Regions from separate parts of the Homo sapiens genome. Here regions 2 and 3 are each linked to region 1. The links are chromatin contacts, found by Hi-C or POLR2A ChIA-PET in ENCODE. All regions are on one chromosome and are shown on one strand. The core of a region is the stretch at or near the end of the contact, and the rest is flanking DNA. Distances in the headings are between cores, read along the strand shown. Region 1 holds the start of ZNF827 (zinc finger protein 827). Region 2 holds the start of SCOC-AS1 (SCOC antisense RNA 1). Region 3 holds the start of ELMOD2 (ELMO domain containing 2).

Region 1 (2,542 bases), core at 18-2,517:
TAATAAGATGATGAGTCAGAGTTTTAAAAAAGCTAAAAAGGGAAGATGTAGTTAAATAATGCACCTTTTTATTTTCTAGCTACATGACTCATGACATATAATGTATTCTGCTAAGTTCAAAGTTTCCTCTTACAAAGAGAGTTTTATGAAACAACTCTTCTTCAGACCATTTTTATTTCAATTATAGTAGCAGGTTTTGGAGTTTAAATCATTAACAACCTCTGAGTGAACTTTTATCCAAATGACTGCAAGTCACAAAGAGAACAGTCCTCTTTCACCAAGTACCTTTTGTGCTCTAGTGAGACCCGTCCTTTTCTATTTTTCTCCTTTATGTCTCTCTTTGAAGAAAGATGTGTGATTTGTAAGGTAATGAAAGTATGTATCAGTTAATGAAAACTGCTATATTGGGCTCATAATGCACACTGGAATTGCTTCAGGGTAAACTTCATATACCTGCAGTATATAGCAGGGGAAAAAGTGAATTTCCGAAGTAAAGATTGCTGTGTGCACTCTAGGAGTATCACGTAGCAGTTAAAGCAACCATCAGGGGTGACCTAATCTTATTTTCCTCTCTTTGTCAAGTAGCTGTAATGTTCATTTAGGAGCATTTTTCAGTTTTAACTCCAGTGGACACTCCAAAACTGGGCACTTATTCTGTCAACTGTCAACCAAGTTATTGATTTCACCATATGTTGTCTTCATTTTTTTTAAATTAGTTTTTTTGGAATGTTTTTGAAGAGTGTGTGGGAGACGATAACCTCCAGATTTAAGGTGATGGGGTAGGGACAAAAGCCTGCAGAATTTCATACAGAACAAAATGTAGCTTAATAAACAAAAGAAAGTGAAGAGAGAAATTTATTTCCTTTTTAAAAGTCAGTAAAATAATGAACTAATCGTTGTTTAAAGAGTGAGAAAAACTTTTTCCCCCTAGATTTGGTGACTAGCGGGATAAATTTGAAGAACTCCATCCCACCCCCGCACGCGCGCCCCCCATTCTTTCCAGACAGAGCGGTTGTAAATCCGAGGCTGAGTCCGCCCTGGGAGCCTTGGGGCACTTTCCTCTTTGCTCTGTGTGTGTGTGTGCGTGCGTGTGTGTGTGTGTAGCTCTCGCTCTTTCCCTCAGTCTGTGCCTCTTGTGTGTGTGTGTGTGTGACAGAGAGAGAGCGAGAGAGAGAGCGCGAGAGGAGAGAGAGCGAGAAAGAGAGAGAGAGAGAGCAAGAGAGCGAGCTGTGAGCTGTGCTGCCGCCGCCGCTGCCCTTTGATCCCGACATTAGTGTTAGGGGCTCGGAGACACAGAGCGCGGCCATAGACACCGCCGCACCGGCACTCATTTATTTATACCTCCCATCACACACGCGAGCATAGGACACACACACACTCACACCTATTAGATCCGTTTCCATTGAAGAATATTACGCTCGGGGACAAGCCAGGTGCACGACCAAAAATTTAAAAAAAAAAAAAAAAGGAAAAAAGAAAGGAAAGAAAAGAAGAAAACCCCTCTTCTGGCTCCAGGAAACAAGCTTCAACCCATTGCACACACCGGAGAAGGGGTTTCCCCCTGCCCGCCCGCCCGCCCCCCAACTACCTCCCCGCTCCTGCCAGTGTCTGCCTCTCTGCCCCCACGGGGGTTTATTTGATCTCACATTAACCAAGGAGGAGAATGTGAGAAAAGGGGGAAAATGCCCAGGAGGAAGCAGGAGCAGCCCAAGCGCCTTCCCTCACGTAAGTCATCCCTTCTCCACCTCCTCTCGTGCCATTTTCTCGCCCTCCCTCTCCTCTTTCCCCTCCGCAGCCTCCTCCGTTGTTTTCTGCATTAGTTTAGGGTTACAGAGGTGAAACTGACAAAGACACAGCCCGGGTTACTCCTCGTTTAGGTCTATGCTGAGGCAGCCATGTTGGTGATGATCAGCCCCGTGCCCTTTCTATTCTCTCTCTCTTTTTCTTTCTTTCTCTCACCCCCCCCCTTTTTTTCCTTGAGATCGGGCTTTTTTTTCCCTTTCCCTCCCCTTCCCCCTCCTCACTCTGGGTTGCTGGGGGGAGGGGGCAAGAGAAGGGAGGAGGGGAGTAGTGTGGATGCCGGGGGTTTTATCGGGGGTTTGGTGGGGGGAGGTGGGAGAGGTTGGAATCTTAAAAAAAAAAAAATTCCTTGTGGATTCCGGCGCCTGAGGGTGCGGGGGTCGGGGCGCGCGGAGGGCTGGGGGCCGTGACATGGCGTTTGGGGGTGTCGGGGAGAGGGCGCGCAGCAGCCGCCGGGTACAGGATCCAGGGAGAGGTCCGTCCCTGGCTAAAGGTTGCGCCGGGGTTGGTCGGCCCCCGAGCCGCCGGCGGCAGCGGCGGCGGCGGCTGGAGCAGGAGGAGGCGGAGGTGGAGGAGGCGGCGGCGGAGGAGGGGAGTCGGGGGCGGGCGAGGCGGGAGCGGCTGGGGAGGGTGTAGGGGCACCGCACACAAACACACGGGTACACACGCGCCGCCGGGCGGCTGCTCCCGCGGCGCCGAGGCGAGGGGGCGCGCCGGGGCGCGGGGCGGCCGGGCGGGGGGC
Region 2 (2,542 bases), core at 18-2,517, 5.6 Mb after region 1:
AGCAACTGAAAATAAACTCCATTCCCTTCAAGCTACGGAACTTCAATATAATGTCTGTTCAGATCTGTTCAAGTTCTGCTTTGACTTGTCCTGGTTAAATAAATCCAGTTTCAAATTCCACAAGATCAAGGAACTGTTTGGCCAAATGAGGATTTAAATGGAAGCTATACTCTCAGAGAATGGCTAGCTACACTGATTTTAATCAGGAATAGAGGTACCAGAATACATGGGCACAGCTTTGGGTCCTCGGGCATAGAAAACGTGTTGGCAACCTGGAATGGCATCTGTCCTTATTGTTGCGTAATAGTGTGAGGTTGACACACTGTATAACAGAAGCCCTGCCTTTCAGGAATGTATCCTCTTTCTCCTTTCCAAACCTTTCTTCCCAAAACTTGTTCAGCAGGACTCTGGGGGAGAAGACGATCAGGAAACAAACCCAGGTGCCGCTTTCGCCGCCTGGAAAAATGGTCCAATCCTTATTTTACGGCTCTCTAGGCTCCCTCCCCACCTCAGCCTCCCCTCCCATCTCTCAGGCTCTCGCAGAGCAGCCACGGGAAGGTCCAGGCGTGCCAGGTCCCATTCCACCCAAACGCCCCTCCCGCAGTCCAATTCCAGAGCCGAGAGCTGCAAAGCGGCTCCCGACCCAGGAGCTGCGGGGAGAAAGCTACACGATGTCTGCGTCAGGGACCGCGAGAGGTCCCTCTCCCAAAGAACGCCTGGGCCTGACAACGAAAACAGGAGAAAAAGAGGTCGCGCAAGGGTTCTGCCGGGAGCCAGGCCTCCGCCGCCCACCAAATGCCCAGGCCCGAGACCGCTCCTCCCGGGCCCCCGGTGCGCAGGGCCGCGTCCAGCCCGCCCCGCCCTCCAGGCCCTCGGAGGTACTGAGGATGCAGCTCTAGTCGCCTGGGGCCAGGCCCTCCGCTGCCCGGGACGGCCCTCACCTTCCGCTTGAGGCGCCGGGAGAAGGAGGGATCCGGCCGACACCTCAGGCCGGGACACTTGGACCAACTGACCCCGGCAGCTCCGCCCACTCCGCCCACAGAACGTGCGCCGTGAGAAGAATCCCATCCCGTCCCAGCCGCTCGCCCGCCAATCCTGACTCGAGAATACACGCCTGCGCATTAGCTGCCCGCCTCACCCCAGTCGTCCAATCTCAAAGCACCGGGATCCACCTTTGCCATAACAAAAGGACACTGACATCCAATCAGGATTGAGGTCGCTGTGGGCGGGACCTGGAACAGCGACAGCCAATGACAGTAAAGAAGCGAAGCTAAGCGGCGCTGGTGAAGCGGCTCATCAGGTCTATCAGGAAACCTGAGAATTGGAGTGAGAATCCCAGTGTGGAAAATCAGGAAAGAGGCTGGTATGAGCGACAGAGAAGTCATTCAGGAAAGAGGTTGGTATGAGCGACAGAGAAGTCATTCAAGTTCGAGAAAAGAGCGTTTGCGAACCAAGCAGAGAAAGTCAACGCGACACCGTCGTTCCTTAATTCTAAAAGCAGACTTTTTCATATTTTTCTTATTTCCGAAATCGGAAAGCTTATAGTTGAGCTAGTGGAATGTTCCTCTCCTCACGCCCCTCCTCCGAAACTATTATTAAATCTGTAGTGCGTGGCCATTTAATATTTTAGAATTGAGAAAATACCCTAGTGGTACTGAGGCATAGCACTTGTGCTTACCTTACCCCTGTGGAGCCTCACAGCAACCCACAGAAAGGAACTGAAGCCTGAGCGTGAACACATTTCTTGCTCAAGGTCACATATACGGTATCAAGAGTGGAGTGTTCTTCGTGACACCGTTCATCGTAATCTAGTACTTGACACAAAGCGGCATCCTGCTTTAATATTCGTTGAGTACAAGGTAGACATCCACAGCAATACATTATTATTTTGGCTTTGGCACAGCCTCCTAAGCTGTAGAGACAAGCCTTATGTCTCCCTGTTTCTTGACTTTTTACTTCTGGCACAGTTTGCTGACACATCGCCTTAATCATTTTAAGAGCTATATAAAAATATCTTCTATTCAGTGTTTTGAGAACTATGCATTTGGCTGCGACTGCAATATTCAGTTTGAGGAAATTTACTAGAATGCAATGTAGGAGCTAAATAAATGAAAAAAAATCCAACATAAATCTAATAGGAGTGCCAAAAAAGAGAGACTAGAGAGAATGGATGCAGGCAGTATTCAAAGAGTAATAACTAAGAATTTTCCAAGATTGTGGAATATTTGAATTTTCAGATTCAAGAAGTACTTATTCTTGAGCAGGATTAATATAAGAATTCTATGCAACGGTGAAATTGCAGGACACCAAAGATCAAGAGAAACTATTAAAAGCAACCTTTTGTTTTTGCTAGAACAGTATTTTTAAATATTTTTAATTGTAGTGAAATATACATAGAATAAAATTTACCATCTTAACCATTTTTAACTTCAGTAGTATAAGATACATTCCACATTGTTCTCCAACCAATCTCCAGAACCAATCTCTCTTTTCATCTTGCCAAACTAAAACTGTATACCTATTAAAGAGCAACTCTCCATTT
Region 3 (2,542 bases), core at 15-2,514, 5.4 Mb after region 1:
CATTTTTTTTTCCTGGAGGAGGGAAACATACAAGACAAGCTTAATGACCTTAAACTGAATTTTAAAATTTAAAAAGTTTATACAACTGATCAAATCTCAAATTATGTATCTATCATTTCATTGTGTCTGTTTTGACAGTTTAATTAGGCATTTAAAAACAATGGCAGGTGTAATATATACCGCTATTAATTGATGATCAAATGGCCAATTAATCACTTTTTCAAAACTAAAATTCAAACAATGTACTCAAACTATTCAATGGCTTGAAAGAGTAACAGAATGGTTTGCACTTTTTGCTAAATAATTGTATTTCATATCTTAGTTTCCTAACTTCCCATTCTTTGAGAACTGGGGCTCAACAGTTCAAGATCAAGAGGACTCCAACTAATCAACAATTAAAATATATACCAAAACATCAGAGTTGTTTTTATAGAATACACTCTTCTTATCCCATGTGGATAATTCGTTACAACTGTCCCAGTCAGGTGATGCCAGCAAATAAAAACACTACAAACTTAAGTATACAAGTTGAACACTGAGTATATAACACCTTAGCTCATTCTTGATTTTCCATTCAATAGGTCAAGGGCAGAAATACTAACAAGTTTTTGTTTTGCTAAGTACACACTCGATACAACTATATCTTATGCCATAAGAAAATTCTTCAGCTTCTAAATGAAAAAGTCAGGGAGATACTAGTGAGAGGGAGATACTTAAAAACAAAATTGCTCGTCTCCTTCCTGCCTTAAACATTCCCACAGACACGTCACCTCTGGACTAGGGCCTGAGGAGGGACTGTCGAAGTTCGAAGTACCCGCAGGTCAGTGCAGAAAGAGCGCATAGCACAGCTGGGTTGATCATTATCTTGAAAATCAAGCCATCTAGTCCGCGCTCATTAGGACAAAAGCGCAGAACTGCCGAGCAGAGGGGATGCACGCGTAGCGGCGCCTGAGCACCCCAGGGCTCTGGGCGTCTCTGCGCCGACCCCCCTCGCGCGCCGCCCGCGAATGGGAGGGCAGGGCTCGCACAAAGACCCGCCGGCCCAGGCGCCCCCGGGTTCCCGCAGAACCCCGCGGGGCTCGCGAGCCCGCGCGCTCTCAGTGCAGCCGCACCGAGGCATCCGGGGCAAGAGGAAAAGAAACAGCAGCCACCTCACAGGAGCGGAAGAACTAGGGGGAGCAGGAGCTGCCTCGGTTTCCCCACTGCAAACAGCCGGCAACGGAAACGACGGAACACTCCCTTCAAGCACCGCGACCCGGAAGTCAGGGAGCGAGGCCGCGGACCCGCCTTCCCAGGGCCACTGCCCGCCCCGCCCCTCCGGCCTCTTCCGATTGGCCCGCGCTCCACCTATTGCTAACGCTGGAGAGAGGTCGAGCTGAGTGGCCCAGGCGCGAGGGCTCAGATACTAGGGACGCCCAGACGGTTTCCCTGGCAACGGCGGCCAGGAGCCCCGCCCCGCGCCGGAGTAGCGCCTCCTAGCGCTGCGCTGGAGACTTTTCCCTCCTTGAACCTCAGGTCCTTAGCGCGGGTTGACACCTTGTACTATTCCTAGGCTCCAAGCGCGGAAGAAACCCTGTGCTTACGGTAACTTATAGTGCCTTAGTTACAAAAGCGCTTTCATCTGCATTGAATCTTAATTCTGTGAAGTAATTATGAATAACTCCACTTTATGCACGAGAAAAGGGAACCGGCTACTTGACTGTGGCCAATACGTGGCAGATGAGGAAAGTCCATGTGTTGAGAAACGAAGTTTGGACTTTATCCTATAATACTATAGGTCTAAAAGTTAATTTATCAAATGTTTATTCCCTAACTGGTTGTTTTTGTTGAAAAAGTAATTTCGTGATTACTTTTTAAAAACCTCAAGCAGTAAGTTTCTTAATTCAACAAGTATTTGTTGATTGTTAGCACAGGCAGTGTTCCAAAAGGCAGTCAAACACGAAACAAACAGCCAAATATTTAATATGTCAGATGCTACTAAATGTTAAGGGTATAGGGGTTGTTAGCTAAGGGGTAATGGGGAGTCTGTGGGGGAAGTCATTGCATACAGTGTGGTCAAGGAAGTCTCATTATTAACGTGGCATTTTGGCCTCATTGAACGAAGTAAGGGAGTTTACTGTGGGAGTATCTGGAGGGAGAGTGATCCAGGCACCAGAATGACAAGTGCAAAGACCTTGAATTGGGAGGGTTTTTGAAATGTTGGAGGAAGAGCAAGAAGGCCGGGGTGGCTGGAGGAGAAAGAGCAAGGGGGAGAGTAGAATATAAATACAAAGGACAACTGATACTGAAAACAAATTTCCCCATCCACCCAAAACTCCTGATACCTCCGTCACCTTGCTCAGAAGCAACCAGTATTACTTTCTTGTTTCTAATTCCAAAAATATTATATGCAAGTGTATATATGTATATTCCTTCCAACTCCTTGAATTGAAGCAAGTGATACATACTTTCCCACATCTCAACCAGCGTTTAAAAAATGGACTAATTGTAGAACACTAGCCATGTGCAGGGTGCATAAGCCGTCATCCCTGTCCCATACCAA

The links. Hi-C counts contacts between places; a loop is a spot of excess contacts on that map. ChIA-PET counts read pairs that join two places held with the same protein, here RNA polymerase II (POLR2A). Pooled maps may share reads with other maps.
Region 2: a loop to region 1 is called in a map of naive thymus-derived CD4-positive, alpha-beta T cell, with 10 times the contacts of the local background. The contact joins the promoter of SCOC-AS1 here to the promoter of ZNF827 in region 1. A Hi-C loop is called at or near these places in 1 of 168 maps with a recorded cell type or tissue (naive thymus-derived CD4-positive, alpha-beta T cell) and 8 of 50 pooled maps. POLR2A ChIA-PET finds 5 or more read pairs at or near these places in 1 of 52 experiments (PC-9).
Region 3: a map of CD8-positive, alpha-beta T cell shows a loop between it and region 1 (9-fold over the local background). The contact joins the promoter of ELMOD2 here to the promoter of ZNF827 in region 1. A Hi-C loop is called at or near these places in 1 of 168 maps with a recorded cell type or tissue (CD8-positive, alpha-beta T cell) and 5 of 50 pooled maps. POLR2A ChIA-PET finds 5 or more read pairs at or near these places in 1 of 52 experiments (GM12878).

What each region holds. Positions count from the first base shown.
Region 1 is chr4:145,937,548-145,940,089 of GRCh38, reverse strand. ZNF827 (zinc finger protein 827) reads left to right here and starts at 1,267. Exons shown (of 15, transcript NM_001306215.2): 1 at 1,267-1,725. The coding sequence starts at 1,683. RefSeq lists an enhancer at 1,891-1,950 and silencers at 2,325-2,394, 2,515-2,542.
Region 2 is chr4:140,372,117-140,374,658 of GRCh38, reverse strand. It overlaps SCOC-AS1 (SCOC antisense RNA 1), which reads left to right and starts at 1,267. Exons shown (of 5, transcript NR_033939.1): 1 at 1,267-1,396. SCOC (short coiled-coil protein) reads right to left here and starts at 1,013. Exons shown (of 4, transcript NM_001153484.2): 1 at 942-1,013. RefSeq lists a silencer at 724-923 and enhancers at 1,084-1,133, 829-1,330.
Region 3 is chr4:140,522,890-140,525,431 of GRCh38, reverse strand. ELMOD2 (ELMO domain containing 2) reads right to left here and starts at 1,264. Exons shown (of 9, transcript NM_153702.4): 1 at 1,152-1,264; 2 at 1-12. The coding sequence starts at 3. RefSeq lists silencers at 903-1,022, 1,213-1,562.